Linked DNA regions of Homo sapiens: region 2 is linked to region 1. A link is a loop called in an ENCODE intact Hi-C map of the cell type or tissue named here. Cell type or tissue: psoas muscle. All regions are shown on one strand. Each heading gives the region's core, and the rest is flanking DNA. Links, peaks and the distances in the headings are about the cores only. Region 1 overlaps PCSK6 (proprotein convertase subtilisin/kexin type 6). Region 2 overlaps PCSK6 (proprotein convertase subtilisin/kexin type 6).

Region 1 (8,769 bases), core at 208-8,207:
AGCACTGAGTAAGTCTGCCGGCATAGACGTTTCTCCGTCTCCACACCTTGCTTCTCCCTAACGTACCCACCTTACATTCTTAGTGTGGGGTGAAGGTGGGGGATGGGGGACACTCACCTGGAGAGACACATGGGCCCTGCAGGTCCTGGAACTCCCCAGAGCCTTCTCTTGTGTTCGCCATCTACCGCAGCGGGGGCTGCTGGCCAGTAAACACTAGCAGTAAAGCTTGGGAGAAGGCAATGAAGGAAGTCAGCATCTCTAGATCAATTTATGGTGCATGCAAAGCGTGTTTTCAAATACTTACAGAGTCTCCGAGGGAATTACATCACTGTTTATAACTGTTTTGATTGTTTTTTATGACTCAGGGCCCAGTAGAGCCAAGCAGTGTAACTCCTGAGAGGCTCTGAGCAGAACGCCTCATGCCTCCCGGGAGGAGAGTCCAGGCATAATGGGAAAAGCGCTCCCCGTAATAAGCCAAGCACCGGTCGTGTGGTGGGGAGTTATTAATGTGCTGCTGGGCGGCGGTGGGTCTGCACTGAAGAATGCCATGTTTCTTCAGCTGCAGATCACTGGGGTGGGTCGGGGGCTGAGTTCAAAGAGGCATGAACCCTAATGGCCTGGAATTGGCAGGATGGTCCAGCCTGGACACAGAAACAGCCTTGGGGTACAGATTTTGGATCTGCTTGGTCTGGGGAGTCTGCTTGGTCTGGGGAGTGTGTCAGAAAATTCTAGCAGGAAGGAGTCTTGAATGATTGAGGCTTTGTTTTTACCCTCAGACTCCATCCCATATGGTAAAGCTGCCCTGAGTTTGTAAAGGGAACCATCGTCCATTTCCATGACAGGGCAGGAAAGTGAGGGGACCCTGCTTTCTGCAGGAGATTTGGGAGCACACAAGCTTGGCACCCTCGATCAGCATGAGAGGGCAGCCTCCGAACTCCGAGCTGTGTCCTTGACTGTGGGTCCACGCGAGCTTCCATTCGAGGCAGCGAGGCCTGGAGGCGGAGGCAGTGAGGCCTGGAGGCAGAGGCGTGGGCTCTGGGGCCCCAAATCCCAGCTCCTCCCCGCATTAGCTACACCTTGGGTACAGTCCTTAATTTCCCTCTGGATTAAATGGGTTAATCCTTGGAAATTCTCAGGCCAGTGCCTTATGCTCAGTGCACAGTCAGCTTGGGAAATGTTTGCTGATTGCTGTTATTTAGCATTGTGACTTCTATTTTCAATGCTAGTCTTCGGAACAAAGTAGTGGGATTTTTTATTTGTTTGTTTGTTAAAACATTTAATTATTTTTATATATTTAGGGGGTCCAAGGACAGGTTTCTTACATGCACATATTGCAGTGTGGTGAGGTCTGGCCTTTTAGTGTACCTGTCACCATGGAGGTCATACTAGGGCAACTGAGAAACGAGCTGGCCAAATGCCACCGAGGAGAAGCCGCCTTCTGGTCACCAAAGGGAGCCCATCCCTGGGGACATTCACCCAAGTCTGCCCAAGAACCCATCTTTTATTTTATTTTATTTTTGAGTTGGAGCCTTGCTCTGTCTCCCAGGCTGGAGTGCAGTGGTGCGACCTCGGCTCGCTGCAACCTCCACCTCCTGGGTTCAAGAGATTCTCCTGCCTCAGGCTCCCGAGTAGCTGGGATTACAGACACCCGCCACCATGCCCAGCTAATTTTTGTATTTTTAGTAGACAGGGTTTCACCGTATTGGCCAGGCTGGTCTCAAACTCCTGACCTTGTGATCTGCCCTCCCCCTCCCCCCACTTTGTATAAGACAAAATAATTGACTCAGCAGCAATGCAAGGCAGACAGGGCCATCGTCCAGAGGAATGGGGCCTGTGCTGTGCACCCCACAGCACTGCCCAGCAGCCTGGTCTCTCCACTGTAGGCAAGTTGGAGCGGTGGCAGCAGGCGGTGCCTCGGCCTCCCAAAGAGCTGGGATCAGAGGCGTGAGCCACAGTGCCCAGCCGAACCATCTTTCAAATCTCTGTAAGCAAATTCCAGAGGCATAAACGTCTTCAGGACAGGTGATAAAGTTCACAGTGGAGCATCCACGTGAGGCAGTCAGAGGCTGCTGCGGCTCCCCGGGGCCCGCAGGGCCCTGAGGCTGCAGTGGGGATAGAGTGGACGGGCGCTGGAGCTCCTGGCTGTGTGGGTGAGACTTCATGCTTCCGGTGCCAAGTGCTGAGCCCTCCCTTCTCCCCCAGGAGCATCCCCTTAGTGCAGGTGCTGCGGACTACGGCCCTGACCAGCGCCTGCGCGGAGCACTCGGACCAGCGGGTGGTCTACTTGGAGCACGTGGTGGTTCGCACCTCCATCTCACACCCACGCCGAGGAGACCTCCAGATCTACCTGGTTTCTCCCTCGGGAACCAAGTCTCAACTTCTGGCAAAGAGGTAAGGCGAGGCAGGCGTGGGGATGGGGTCTGGGCTCACTGAGATTGACCCTGCACAAGAGCTTCTGTCCAGTCTTGGGCCCACAGTGTCTCTGCAAGGCCCTCTGGCGTTGGGGACTCCCACTGGTTCTGCTGGCAGCTTCCTTTCTCTTGGAGACCCTTGCATGTAGGCCCCAAAAACCTTAAAAGTTGCTCCCTGAAACCTTGCCTTCCAAAAGGTCCTGGAAAACTTTCCTTTTCAGAGAGAAGTGACAAAAGAGTTGTTGTTTCGTTTTTTGTTGTTTAGCGGAGGGATTTGTGGAATTCTGGCTATGCCTTCTTTGCTTAGAAGTGCATTAAAGGTCATTTAATCCTATTCAGTTGGCTTTTGAATCGAGCATGTGTACCACAGGGAGCACTGTTTGTCCCCCCACCAGCTCTCCCACCCAGTCGTGGGCTGCCCTGCAGAACCTGCACCAGCAGGGGCCTGTCCCGGGAATACAGACAGGCTCGGGTGGTATGTGGGGAAGGTGCTCCCAGGCTGCTCTCTGCCAACTTCTCTTGCGCTCAGGGGCTGGGAATTCCAAAGCTTCGCACATGGTTTTTTGGGAGGCTATGGAGTCATTTCTTTAACAAACTTAGAAACAAGGGGAAATACATTGATGCAAATATATGACTTACAGGTAATTAGAATGAAGGTGTTTATGGGAACTTAAGAGGGGCCAGGGTATTCTGGTACCTTCTGTCTCTTTCTAGCTAAGAGGTAGAGAGAGTAAAGAAATTTCATGGACAAATCAGCATTTCCAGCTTCTCTCAAAAACCAGGACTGGCACTGTGCCCACATCATCTGCAGGAAGCCCCCCAGGACCAGGCCTGCTCTGTCTTCTGGGGTGTGGTCCCCTTGCCCACTCTGGGCCCACTTGACTCCTTTGGTGACCTGCCTGAGGCTGTGGCCCTTGTGTAGGCTATAGGGAGCTGCAGAGATTCAGAAACAGGGGCTAGCGAAGGCTCTCAGATGGAACCAGGCAGAAGTTGGGGGTTGCCCTTTGCTTAACCCTTCCCCTCCCCACCACTTTGTATGAGACAGGGTAATTGACTCAGCAGCAATGCAAGGTAGACAGGGCCATTGTCCAGAGGATTGGGGCCTGTGCTGTGCCCCCCACAGCACTGCCCAGCAGCCTGGTCTCTCTGCAGCAGGCAAGCTGGAGCGGTGGCAGCAGGTGGCGGGCCCGGCACCAGCTTTGTCCTCGGTGCACTGGAATCAACCCTGAGGCAGACCCTGGCACCAAGCTCAGCCCATCCCACATTCTCCTTTCATAGCACGAGTGTCACAGGGGCACCTCTCCCTCCTGCCGGGAGGCCCGGCCGTGCTGTGCCTCTGCCTGTGGGAGGTCTCACACGGGCACGAGCAGTTCGGTGTCAGCGGACGAGCTGCAGCTTTTGATGCTATGTTGCTCCCCGTGGTGTTTTTTATTTTATTTTTTTAACCTTAAAGATTTTAAAAGTCCTCATTTCTGGCATTTCTTGGAAAGTTGGAAGCTGTCTGACACCAGCCCCGTGTTCCTGCGTGCACTGGGCCGGAGCTGAGCAGGTGGGCGAGTGTGTGTCCATGTGCTCCATGTTTTCCGTGCTGGCAGCCCTGAGGCCAGCAACGGGCTCTCCGTTCACTCCAGCCGCACACCTAGTGGCACCCAGGTTTGTGACCCCTGACTCAGAGCCAGAGCTGGGTGCAGGCCCAGGTGATGGCCCAGGTTGACGGAGAGCCTGTGGTGAGGCTGAGAGGCTGGGGCAGCAGGTAGCAGGCAGGCGGGTGGCAGTGACCCTGGAGAGTTGGCCCACACCCTGCTCTTCCACTCCTGGCTGGGCTCCCAGGAGCCAGTCCCTTTGCCTCTCTTTATTCCTCATCTCTGAAAATGCCACTTCACTTATCTGTAAACATTAGGACTGTTATAAGACTTGAGTGTGATAATATATGTATCCCTGGCACAGGGGCCTGGTTGCCCTACGTGTCCTGCTTACGTCCGGCTACCTGACCCACAAGAACCTTCCGCTGCCCCAGCCTCCCCTCTCCCGCTCCCCTGGGGCCCTGTTTCCCTTCCCTGGAAACTTTCCTCCTCCTGCTGCTGCCCAGTGTTGTGCCCTTGGGATAATAGAGGGCAGGTCCTGCCAGGCCTATTGGGAGCCACCCCTTGGCTGGGTAGTGCTGTCCTTGCGCCATCAGGCATTTTAAAAACTACCCTAGCCCAGGAAGGGTGGCTCACACCTGTAGTCCCAGCACTTTGAGGGGCCAAGGTGGGTGGATCACCTGAGGTCAGGAGTTCGAGACCAACCTGGCCAACTCTTGTCTCTACTAAAAATACAAAAATTAGCTGGGCGTGGTGGCACGCACCTGTGATCCCAGCTACTTGGGAGGCTGAGGCAAGAGAATCACTTGAACCCAGGAGGCGGAGGTTGCAGTGAGCTGAGGTCACGCCTCTGCACTCCAGCCTGGGTGACAGAAAGAGAGTCTGTCTCAAAAACAAAAAACAAACAAACAAAAACTACCCTGAGGCTACTCCAGCTGTCATCTGAGTCTTGGGACTTTGGTTTTTTTCCAAGGCAGATTTTGTGATTGTATCAAGAATTTGTGTTTTAGGATCAATGACCTCCTATCCTACTGCACATCTTACTTAATTTAGCAGCTTTATCAGTTTGCCAGGTTCTTCACTAAGAAGCCATTGATGTGCCTCAGCACCTCAGCCCTTAAAAGACAGTTTGTCCTTGTTCTGTCCCCAGTGTGTTGGGTTCAGCTTGGCATCGAGTGTGAAAATCAGCCTTGACCTTTGCCATTTCTTAGAAGAAAGCACAGGATGCTTCCCCCTCACTCTTCTCCATTGCAAAGAATGTTCCCTAGATAAACATTTTCCTACATTGAGTGTTCAGAGAACCCCCAGATTGGAAATTGAATCTTACATCATTCAAAACTTATGTATTTCAATTTCTGATGAACAATAAAGATGCCTATGTTAAAAAAAATGTTTATTCCAAAATCGAGATAGAAAATTAGACTGTGAAGAAAGAATAAGAGGAAAAAACCTGGAATTGATTCCAGTACAGAAAGAGTCACTTCTGAGGATGGCACTGGGTGCAGGAAGAGATTGGATGTTGATTAGTTGCTTCCTGTTTCTGCCTGAACCAAGTGTGAGGCAGAAGGCCCAGGGGCTCAAGGGTACAGTTGGGAAAGACCTTCGAGTTGGGAAGGGTAAAGGGAGGCTCATCAGGACTTGCAAGGAGGGTACTGCTGGGGGTGGGGGAGCTGTCTCCTCCCCCCGCTCTCCACGGGCCCCTCCCATTCCCACTGAAAAGCAACCAACCCTGCCATTGTCATCTCCCTCAAATGCCCCTGTTGAGACTGGATCAGCCCTGCAGGTGAAGGGACAGAACTTTCCCCACAAGCTTGAGTAGCTGCTCCTCTTTCCTTATTTGTGTCTCCCAGAGAACAGTGCACACAGCTGGCTTGAAATCAAACATGGAAGTTTCATTCTTGCACAAACAAGCACTTTCAAAAGGCGTCCTTAGTGAGCACTCTCTGGGCTTCGGTGAAGGTACCCCAGGGGGACCCCCGCCCCTGTCTGCTTTCGTGCATCCGGGCACTGGAGTTATGGTCTCTGTAAGATTGTTGCTGGGTGGGAAGGAGCCAGCCACCTTCTGCAGGAAATTGTCGGGACTGGGGGCTTCTGTTGGTGAGAGCTTGTAAACATCTTTCACTGGGTTATATGAAACCTGCCTGCCTGCCTGCCTTCCTCTCAGAATGTTAAGGAGGTTCAAGGAGGTGATGGAGGAGAGAGTCTGTGTAAGAGCTTAAAGACGATCACATTTCACTGTGCCCTTTGCCCTCGGGTTGGCTGGGGCCAGACCCCCGCTACCCTGGGGGTACGGTCCAGCCAGGTCATACAGTCCCCCGAGAGCCCTGCTTGTGCCAGCCCCTCCGCCCAGCCACTCAGTACCAGCACCTTCATTTCTGACACCACACCTCCAATTGCAGGTTGCTGGATCTTTCCAATGAAGGGTTTACAAACTGGGAATTCATGACTGTCCACTGCTGGGGAGAAAAGGCTGAAGGGCAGTGGACCTTGGAAATCCAAGATCTGCCATCCCAGGTCCGCAACCCGGAGAAGCAAGGTCAGTGGCTCTTGGGAATCTCATGACAGCTTTTGTATCTCAAGCCTCTTTTTACCTCTGGGCCTTATTTAACTACGGAGTCTCTGATAATTCTTTGTTTTGTGTTTTAGAGGTAGAATTCCCATAACAGAAAATTCACCATTTTAATTATTTTTAAGTGGACAGTTCAGTGGCTTTTAGTACATCCACGATGTCATGTAAACGTCAGCACTATCTAATTCCAGAATGTTTTCATCCCCACAAAAAGAAACCCCATACCCATGAAGCAGCCACTCCCCATTCCCTCCTCCCCTCCCAGCTCCTGGCAACCTCTAATCCACTTACCATTTCTTTGGATTTGCCTCTCCTGGACATTTCATATAGATGAAATAATACAACACCTGGCCTTTTGTGTCTGGCTTCTTTCACTTAGCATGATGTTTTCAAAGTTTTTCAATATTGTCGTATGCATCAAAACGTCATTACTCGTATGGCTAAACGATATTCCATTGTACGGATTGATCACATTTTGTTTATTCATTCACCTGTGATGGACATTTGGGTTGTTTCTACCTTTTAGCTGTTACAAATAGTACAGCTATGAGGATTCATGTACAAGTTTTTATGTGGACCTATGTTTTTGTTTCTCGTGGGCGTATACCTAAGATTGGAATTGTCAGGTCATATGGTAACTCTATGTTGAACGTTTTGAGGAACAGCCAAACTGTCTTCCACATTGGCTGCACCCTTTTACATTCCGGCCAGCAATATATGAGAGGTCCAGCTCCTTCACATTCTCGTTAACACTTAATATTCTCTGCTTTTTAAAAAATTATAAGCGTTCTAGTAGGTGTGAAGTGGTATCTGTGGTTCTTCAATTGCCTGATGATGCACCTTGATGCACAAAAGTTTTAAATTATGATGAAATTCAATTTATTTTTTCTTCTGTTGCTTGTGCTCTTGGTGTCATACCTGAGAAACCATTGCCTAACCCAAAGTCACAGAGATTTACTCCTGTGTTTCCTTTTAAGAGTGTTATAGCTCTTACATGTAGGACTTTGATCCATTTTGAATTATTTTTGTATATGGTGTGAGGTAGGGGTCCAAACTCATTCTTTTGTACCCATTTGTTCCAGCACCACTTGCTGAAAAATGCATTCTTTACCCATTAGGTGATCTTGAGACTCCTGTTGCAAATCAACTGACCACAGAAGAGAGGTTCGTTTCCACACTCTCGATTCTGTTCCATTGGTCTGTATATCTATCTTGGAGTCAGTACCATATTGTTTTGATCACTGTAGCTTTGTAGTAAGTTTTGAAATAAGAAAGTGCGAGTCCTCCAACTTGGTGGTTCTTTCTCAAGATTGTTTTGGCTATTTTGGGTCCCGTGTAATTCCATGTGAATTTGAAGATAAGCTTGTACATTTCTTTTTTAAAAGGTAGTTGGAATTCTGGTAGAGATTGGATATGTAGATCATTTTGGGGAATATTTCCACATTAACAATATTAAGTCTTCCAGTCCATAAACTTGGGATAGTTTTCTGTTTATTTAGCTCTTCTTTAATTTTGTTTAGCAGTGTTTTTTGTAGTGTTGAGTATATAAGTCTTTCGCCTCCTTGGTGAAAGTTGTTCCTAAGTATTTTATTATTTTTATGCTATTGCAAATGGAATGGTTTTCTTAATTTTTCTTTTGGATTGTTTATTTCTCTGGTAATTCTTGTACCTTTTTAATCCCTTTTACTTAATGATCAATCATTTATTTAACTAGTCTTTATTAAGTACCAAACTCTGATCTAGGTAATGGGGTTACAACCAGGAAAGAAAACTGGAATAATCAGCACATCTTATTTTGTAGTTACCCACAAAGGTCTATAAACGCCTGTCTTTGTTCTCTGGGTCGAATGCATAGTAACGTTTACAGAATGTGCTGGGATCTTGCTTTTCTATGGGCGAGTTTCCTCAAGGTTTGCTTTCACTGTTCCGTCGTTCCCTGTGCCCTTTTCTGTGAAGATGCAGTCTGCTTCTTGGTCACCCTGGGAGTGCGTGAGAACCTTCCCCTGCCCTGGTTCTTTTCCAGTTCTCCATAAACAATCCAAAAGCAAAATTAAAAAAACCATTCCATTTGGAATAGCACAGTTTTAGGAGAAAAGAAGAGTGTTGACTTGCCTTACGTGGAAAATTGACTTTAAGTCATCAAGTCATCTACAGGGATCTGGGACCTCCCCCAGTTGTATTCTTTCTGGTTTTAAAATAGTAAATA
Region 2 (8,769 bases), core at 169-8,168, 60 kb before region 1:
CTCAGTCTCCTGAGGAGCTGGGACTACAGGCATGCGCCATCATGCCCAGCTAGATTTTTTTTTTTTTTTTTTTGGAGAGGTGGGGTTTCACCATGTTGCCCAGGCTGGTCTCAAACTCCTGGGCTCAGGCGATCTTCCTGCCTCGGCCTCCCAACGTGCTGGGATGACAGGCGTGAGCACTTTCTTTCTTTTAGTACAACGACTTCAAAATCTATCAGAGTGGTGTTATTTCTTCCTCTGTATACACAAACAACTTCTCATCTTTCAAATGTAGTCACTTTGAAGTGAAAATGTCCCCAGGAACTTACCATCTAAAATATCTGCTATGACACAGATATTCACGCACAAGGAAGGCTGTAGCACCTGCAAAGAGGCTACATAAAATCAAGAAATCATTTCTAATATAAACAGTAATTGCATTTCTTCTGGTAGGTGAAATGGCTCCAGCAACAGGAAGTGAAACGAAGGGTGAAGAGACAGGTGCGAAGTGACCCGCAGGCCCTTTACTTCAACGACCCCATTTGGTCCAACATGTGGTACCTGGTGAGTAGGACAGGACCTCTGTCTGCCCCAGGACACTTGCACTGCCAGGTCTCTGAAATGGGTTAATTTCCCTCAACAAAGCTAAATTCAAACAACATCTCCAGACAGACACACTTCACCTTGAGGGTGTAAAACCACTACCGCAAGGCTGTGCAGTACCGGCTTTCCTGTGGATTTTTTCTGAAACTTTGTGCAGCACACTCTGGGATGGGGGCTCTTTGAGAAGGGAAGTGATTTGATGCAGGCTGTATGACTAAATGGCAAAGCCCAGCCCATGGACAGAGCTCCTGCTGGGAGGCGATGCCCTGGGAAAATATAGATTGCAGGTGCAGAAAAAGCAAGGGAGCCGTCTGCATGATTCTCGATCCGAGTGGGAAAGAGGAGCTCTGCTATGTAAGGCAGGGATAGGTGTTCCCTCCTTTTTTACTTGCAAGCCTAAGCGCCTCCCTGTGGGGTGTGCACCGAGTGTCAGTTCTGCATCTGGAATGTCCATGTCGGGGGGACTTTGTGTCTTTCGTGCTTACAGCATTGTGGCGACAAGAACAGTCGCTGCCGGTCGGAAATGAATGTCCAGGCAGCGTGGAAGAGGGGCTACACAGGAAAAAACGTGGTGGTCACCATCCTTGATGATGGCATAGAGAGAAATCACCCTGACCTGGCCCCAAATTATGTAAGTCAATCCTCGGAACTGACATGCAAATATATTCAACTGTGCTGGTCATTAAGTAAATGCAAGTTTAAAAACAGTAAGGTCCCGATCTCCCCCAGCCCCCATTAAGTTAGGCAGTAAAGAAAACTATGCTGGAAAGAATTAGGAAGATGAATATTCTGCTACTTGCTACTGTCAGGGGCAAGGGTTTTGCAGAGGGATTCATCCACATGCTTGCACAGTCACATACACTTTTAGGAATGGAGCCTAAAGAACTAAGAAATGCATGGAGGGGGATCATCAGCGTACAGATAGTAGCAACACGAACAGTGACAGGGTGACAGTGTGAAAACACGGGCTCTAGGCCCAGAGTGCCTGGGTTCCTATCCTGGGTCTGCAAATGATTAGCTCTGAGATCTTGAGTAAGTTACTTAACTTCTCTGTGCCTCATCTGTAAACATTTTACCGTCTGTAAAATGGTTCATAAGAGAACGACTCTCTCACGGAGTTATTGTAAGGACTAAATTAGTTAAATGTAAGGACACAAGCTTGGCATATCGTAAATATCATAGATGCAAGAAATACTCTAAGGGACTTGGGCACCTACCGGTGATTAAGTAAACCATATTGTATCCATCTGACAGATCGTTATGCAGCCCTTAGAAATGAATTTTGCAGACTACGTGTCAACAACACTGGAAACCTTTTATCATATATTTTAAAAGGAGAATGTAAAATTATGTGAATACTGCTGTTACAGTCATATAAACAAAAGCATACCTATTGAAAATATAAAATGAAGGAAATCCTGACCCACGTGGAAACGTGGATAAACCTTGGACGTTATGCGAAGTGAAATAAGCCAGTCACAAAAGGACAAATACTGCCTGATTCCACTTACACGAGTGACTCGGAGTAGCCAAACTCTTAGACAAAAAGGTGGAGTGGGGGTTGCCAGGGCCTGGGAGAGGGGAGTGGGGAGTTAGTGTTGAGTGGGTGTGGGGTTTTGCAGGTTGAAAGGGTTCTGGAGATGGGTAGCAGCGATGGCCTCAAGCACTGTGAATTAATGCCACTGAGCCGCACACTCGAGAATGGTTAAGGTCGTGTATTTCCCGTCACATATATTTTACCACGATAAAAACGTATATGAGATTATAGCTATAGTAAGAGAGGAGCCCCGCGTGTGGTTTCTCTATTTGCCAACGGAACATAAAATCCATTTCAAACAGAGCTGTCACATGCCATTTCTCCTCACTCACCACGATTCCATTTCTTAGGATTCCTACGCCAGCTACGACGTGAACGGCAATGATTATGACCCATCTCCACGATATGATGCCAGCAATGAAAATAAGTACGTCACCTCGCCTCATCTCCCCGGCTTCTCTTCCCCTCCCTGCAGCGTCACTATTGAATGTGTGTGCGAGGGAGCTGGAGAGGCGGTGGCTGCCGGCGTATCTTCCCTGCCTGGGCGCGAGGCAGGCTTCTCCAGGAGTCACAGGCCATGCCAGGCACAGCCCTTCAGGCACGGCCAGCTTCTGTGGAGTCAGCCTGTTCCTCTGGGGTGTCACCGCTGCCGGGCAGCTAGAAATGGGTGTTTGACAGACATCGTTCCTGTTTCCAACTTTCTTGAAATATTTTAAAAGAGAAACCCTTAAGTCTAACCGTCTCCATGACCTGCTGTGTGAAGACAGCAGTTTGGTCTGTTTGAGCACACAGGTCACGTGCCTGAGCTTTTGTGACTCTGTGACCTTAGGAATGAGGTGGAAGGGGCATGAGTAATGCTGGATAGACCCAGGTTCAGATCGCAGCTCTCCCACTTACTGGCTGCGTGCATGCCGGGTGAGCTGGTTGAAACTTCATGTCTTAGTGTCTTAGAGGCTCGTCCAGGCCAGTGATGTCCCCTACCTCACAGGGTCACAGGAGGGGTCAGTGAGATGATGCATGAGGAATGCACCCAGCAGATTCTTCCGAAATGGTGGGCGTTTTTGTGTCACTGTCATTTTGCAAGTGGAGGCAGTGGGGTCCGGAGAGCCCAGGTGACTTTGCAGTGTAAACGGCAGCCCTGGGGTCAGTCCTGGGAATTCATTTGCTGTCTCTTTCCTTCTCCATCAGCATGCCCCATACCCTGAGCTCTTATCATTCCTCTAAAAATATTTAGAGGGAAATAATAAAAGCTTTTTCTTCCTCCCCACTGTTGACAAGACTCTTGCTGAGGGGCGTCTCCCGATTATAGTCTTTTAGTTTGTGGTCGCTTTGATTCTGAGATTCACAAACGGGTGCGCAGGCAATGCTGTGCAGGAAGCCTCGGCCACTGGAGTTCCACACAGCAGGCTGCAGAGCTCCCGCGAGCCTGCAGCAGCCCAGCCTCATGCACGTCCCAAGGTGCCCTTCCTGCTGCCAGTGAGGATGCCTGGGGCAAAGGAGGAATGACCCACATACCACGCAGTGACCCTTGAAGGGCAGGATTCAATCCCATCCCGAGCCATCCATTGAGCTCTGTGACCCCGGGAACAGCCCTGGCCTTGAAGCTGTGTGGCTTCCAGGGAAGGACAGATGACTCTCTTCCAGAGGGCTGCTGCCTGGGGCGATTTTTAAAGGCAGCTTTAAATTTGAATCAATGATTCCCATCCTCTGTGGACTCTTCTCAAAGATGTGCTATTTCAAGTTGCTCCTATTTTGGCCCCCGCTGGAGGAACTGACCCGACGTGGCACATCAGAGAATGGGGTCATTACTGAGGAAAACGCATTTGTTTTTCTGGTCATTTCTTCATAGTCTCCCAGCTGCTGAGTGTTTAATTTAGAGCGTTCTTCCTCAGCTCCAGCTTAAATGGCCTTAGAAGCACAGGAAGGGCTGCCTCAGGGTAAGCATGGTGTTGTAGGTGCATAGGGGATGAGGCAGGTGACATCAGCACCAGACTGTTCCTTCTTTCATCCTGCCAGGCAGCAGGTGTCCCTGCTGCCAGCCACAGGAGACACGAGGCCGAGGTGGCGCAGCACCCACCCTACACAGCAGTGGCCATGTGCCAATTACACGTGCTGGGAGGAGGAAGGTATAGGACCACGGGCACTGGGGCAGGCACCTTCCTCCCACATGGGGGTCAGGGGAGGCATGCTGGAAGAGGTGACCATGCGTGAGCACTTGCCACATTCAGGATGCCAGGAAGGGCTGTACCCAGGCTGACTTGGTGCCTTCTCCCAGAGTGGGGTTGGTGATGAGAGGGGATGCAGGAAATGGGCTTTAATGACATCTCTGGGCTTCGGACAACTGACTCTCTTGTTGCATTGAACTGAGCCAGGCACTGAATTCACTGAAACTTGCTGGGCTGCGTCCTCACTTGGTTTTTTCCTTTGTTTCAGACACGGCACTCGTTGTGCGGGAGAAGTTGCTGCTTCAGCAAACAATTCCTACTGCATCGTGGGCATAGCGTACAATGCCAAAATAGGAGGTAAGGCCGGGCGTGGCAGCCTGCGAGCCGAGGGGCCTGGGGCAGGGGCAGCTGGGAGCTCCCTGTCCGCTGGTCTCAGCAGCCTCCTGTTTTTTGGCTTTGGCCATGTCAGCAGACCCCTGGGCCAGACGCAGCAGTGCCGTCTGTATCATGGCCCAGGCAGCTGACCCACAGGGATTGGGGCCTCAAGACAGAGGAACTGCTTACTGTTTTGCCTGAAAAGCCATTGCAGTTCCCATCAGAAAGGTACCCTCTCTCCTCTGGTCCTGCTGGCCTGGCTGCTGACTCCTAGAAGTCTGCGTTGATTCCCCGCTGCCCATAGCCCTCAGTGGCTCCGTCACTTCCCAGACAGAGTGACAGCTTTTACCCGGGACCAGAGCTTTCCCTGGGTTCTGACTCCCACTCAAGCCTGCTGGCCCACTTCTCCTGCCCCTGCTCTGACCTTAGAGGACATTTTTCATAGTGCCCCTTAGACACATCTGGTCTTCCCGATTGATGCCTGGGCTTGAACCATTCCCATCCCCGCCTCCCCCGTCTTTCCACTTGGCTCTGTCCACCTGTGCCTTATGGCAGCCTCATGCCTGCTCTGTTCTGTGAAGTGCTCCCTGGATCCAGCTGTCCCCCGTCTCATTCACCAGGGAATCAGCTCTTCTTGGTCCCTTTACGGAGCAGCAGCCGCCCCTGCCCCGCGTGCGTCTGGTCTTGCCATTTAGCTTCTCACACTGCTCAGTCAAGCTGCCCTTGCTAGGATGAGGCTTTGGAGTAAAGTATTGAATGTCTTCCTATTCCCCACGGGAGCCCGGCAGTGTGACAGCTCAGTCACCCAAGTGCTCTGAAGGCCCCTCTAGGTGCATGTCACTGACCCGGGAACTGAGCAAGTGGGGGCAGCAGAGAGGAGTGCCAGAGGGCCTCCAGGGACTGCGGCCTCACCCAGGAGGCCTGTCTGCTTCTCAGTCCGAAGGTGCTCCTGCTCACTCAGGTGGCTGCAGTGGGAAACCACCTTCCCGGGGGGGCACTGCCATCCTGCCACTGAGCCTTGGTGAGGGTGCCTGCAGCCGCTTTCTGCCGTTCTGCCACCGAGCCTTGGTGAGGGTGGCTGCAGCCACTTTCTGCCGTTCTGCCACCGAGCCTTGGTGAGGGTGGCTGCAGCCGCTTTGGCTCCACTTATGAGCAGTACCAGGCAGGGAGGTTGGGCCACGGTTCCCTGGATCACCAGTCCTTGGGGGAATTTCTTGTGTTTCGAAAAGAGGGTCCTTAGCTTTTACTTAATTAGGACTCTGCCTGCCTTTTCCCGTGGAAATCTTGAAGGTGGCTTGGATTTTCATTTTATAGCAGAATTAACCCCCAAGGGCGCGTTCTGCAGAACAAATCAGGAGACTCTGTCAACTGGCCTGGCTCCTTTGTGGATAGTTCTTGCAAACTGAGATATATAAGTTCTCCCTGGAGCCTTTGATGATGGGTGCAGAGCCCTGAGACGTCTCTCCAGGATCTGTAGAATCGGGCCAACCTGGGTGCCAGTTCCATTCCCACCACTCACTGTCTGTGTGTCCTTGAACAACTTACATAACCTCTCTGAGCCAAGGTTTCTTTACCTGTGGGGTGAAATGACCACCAGGCAGCTGCCTCCCCAGTTTTGTTATGAGGATGAAGTCAGATACCATGTGTGAAACCATCGGCTTGGGCTAAGTCTGCAGGGGATAGCTGAGCTCCTCCTTCCCTCTTGCTGAGACTCTCAGTGGGAGAATAAAAACCATTTGTGTTGCTTTGAGTGAGGGGTGGACCCCACCTTTGGAGTTGCTTGAGCCTTGCTCCCCCAAGTCCCTAGACTTTGAGCATGGCATCCTCTGGGAGCCGTTAGAAATGCAGAATCCCCACCCCAGGCCTACGGAGTCAGGGTTTGCATTATAACAAGATCGCAGGGGATTTGTCTCCACGTCACAATGTGAGAAGCGCTGGTTTAGAGGACTCCCTGGGGTCTCACAGGTAGGTAACACCTGCATCATGGATTGCGGGGAGGAGTCAGTGGAAGTAACATGCATAAAGATCCTCCCAGATGAGGTGCACAGTAAATACAGCATTACCGTTAGATAGCTCTACACTCATCGCCAAACTCTTTCCCTACGTTTCCCGAGTCCTGCAAGTGAAGGTGCTCCCTCCAGATCTGGAAAATGTAGGGATAGAATTTGGCATGTGTTTAAAACAAGAATAATAGCAATGCACTGTGGGTTTATAACGTATGAAGCAATATATATATATATGTATATAAACAACAGCAGGAATGGTAACAGTCATGGTGAATGGAAACGCTCTATCTTAGATTTATACATTATACAGAAAATAGTATACTATTAATTCCAGATAGACTGGGATAAGTTAGGATATGCATTATAGTCTCTTGAGTGACAACTAACAATAAAGACATGAAAAGGAAGAGCTCTATGGTCAGCTCCAGGGACATCCCAGGGAAATTCCCTGTTGTGTGCCAGCACACACAGAGAGGGAGCTGTGTTAGAGCACCTCACCCAGAGGTGGGCTTGGAGGGAGAACCAGGAGGAAGCGGGTTGGCTGCCTGTGTGGAGAGGCTAAAGCTGTTTGCAGCAGCTTTGGAGCCAGTGGCTATCACTGGATCCTTGGGTCAAGGCCAGCCTCAACCCCACACCTACCTTCCAGAGAGGTGTGAGCTCCACCTCATGTCCTCGATCTTTATGTGGCCTGCTCACCCCAGCCCCACGCCGCAGACGTAATTGTCTCCTCAGCACTCTCACGGGTAGTCAAGTCCTGCCGTGTCAAGCTCAGCCACACCCTCATGCCCTGCTCTCATGGGGTGCCTGCTCTGCCACCCCTGGGGCTCCTACCTGCCCCTTTAACTTCAATAGGTGGTTCTGTGCCATCTTCCTTGTTGGTTCCCTCCAAAGACATGCTGAGCTCCTAGAGGCCCAGAACTGTGACCCTCATCTCTTTCGTCTCTCTGTCAGCGGCATATCCAGTATTATACATGCAGCATGTGCTCAACCATATTCAATGCGTTAATTAAAAAATATCCCTGTTATCATGCATATCCCAACTTATCCCAGTCTATCTGGAATTAATAGTGTACTTTCTATATAATGTGTAAATCTAAGATTGTTTCCATTCACCATCACTGTCATTGTTTGTGCTGTTGTTTTTATAGATTCTACTTCACATGTTATAAACCCACAGTGCATTTCTTGTTTTAAACATGTAGTTGACCGCAAACTACTTATGACAAGAAATACATTTACCTGCCTGTGTACCATTCCACTGACTGGTCTTCCTTACTTTTTCTAGCTTCAGATTTCCATCTTTCCATTTATCTTCAGCCTGTCGCCAGGCTCTTTGGTATTTATTGAGGTTATCTCTCACCTCTTTTGGTATTTGTTGAGGTTCAGGTATGCTAGTGAAAAATTCTCTCCAATTTTATCTGAAAGTGGCTTCTCTTCATTTTTCTTAAAAGAAATTATGCTGAACACGACCTTCTAACTTTTTTTTTGTCTTTCAACACTTTAAAGGTGTTATTCTGTTGTCTTCTGGTATCCATTGTTTCCGACGATGAGTCGATTGTTAATTGCCATCCTTATTGTTGTTCCCTTTTAAGAAACGTGATTTGTTCCTATGGCTCCTTTTTTTTTTTTTGAAGAGATGGGGTCTTGCTCTGTCACCCAGGTTGGAGTGCAGTGGCATAATCATAGCTCACTGCAGCCTTAAACTCCTGGCCTCAAGTGATCCTCCCACCCGAGCCTCCCAAGTATCTGGGACTGCAGGTGAACACAACCTTTCCCAGCTAATTAAAAAAAACACACACCTTTTTCCTTGTAGGATGAGATACTGCTGTGTTGCCCAGGCTGGACTCAAACTCCTGGCCTCAAGCGATCCTCCCACCTCAGCCTCCCAAAGTGCTGGGATTACAGGCATGAGCCACCATGGCCCTTCCCTGTAGCTGCTTTCATAATGTTATTTTTAAAAATATCTGTGCTTTGCCTGTGGCTCTAACATTCTTTTATGTAGTTTTCTTCGTATTAATTCCATCTTGGGTTTTCTGTGCTTCTTAGTGGGTTATTCTTTTTAAAGAAAATTTGGAAAAAAAATTGTCAATATTTCTTCAAATTT

The links. Hi-C counts contacts between places; a loop is a spot of excess contacts. Peaks named below come from ENCODE experiments on the same cell type or tissue, not always from the same donor. Only the 100,000 strongest peaks of a DNase experiment are listed, where the experiment ranks them.
Region 2: it touches region 1 in a loop (2.1-fold over the local background); 5 of 110 quality-filtered maps call a loop at or near these places.

What each region holds. Positions count from the first base shown.
Region 1 is chr15:101,363,957-101,372,725 of GRCh38, reverse strand. PCSK6 (proprotein convertase subtilisin/kexin type 6) reads left to right here. Exons shown (of 22, transcript NM_002570.5): 12 at 2,203-2,391; 13 at 6,394-6,530. Among named protein-coding and RNA genes, the nearest start is that of PCSK6-AS1, 34 kb to the right of the region's middle. RefSeq lists enhancers at 1,463-1,962, 1,963-2,464. In psoas muscle, for the core only: no CTCF peak of the experiment used is centred there; a DNase peak (open chromatin) is centred at 3,635.
Region 2 is chr15:101,423,764-101,432,532 of GRCh38, reverse strand. It overlaps PCSK6 (proprotein convertase subtilisin/kexin type 6), which reads left to right. Exons shown (of 22, transcript NM_002570.5): 3 at 433-543; 4 at 1,070-1,213; 5 at 2,470-2,546; 6 at 4,553-4,641. Among named protein-coding and RNA genes, the nearest start is that of PCSK6, 62 kb to the left of the region's middle. RefSeq lists an enhancer at 5,624-6,214. In psoas muscle, for the core only: no CTCF peak of the experiment used is centred there; no DNase peak of the experiment used is centred there.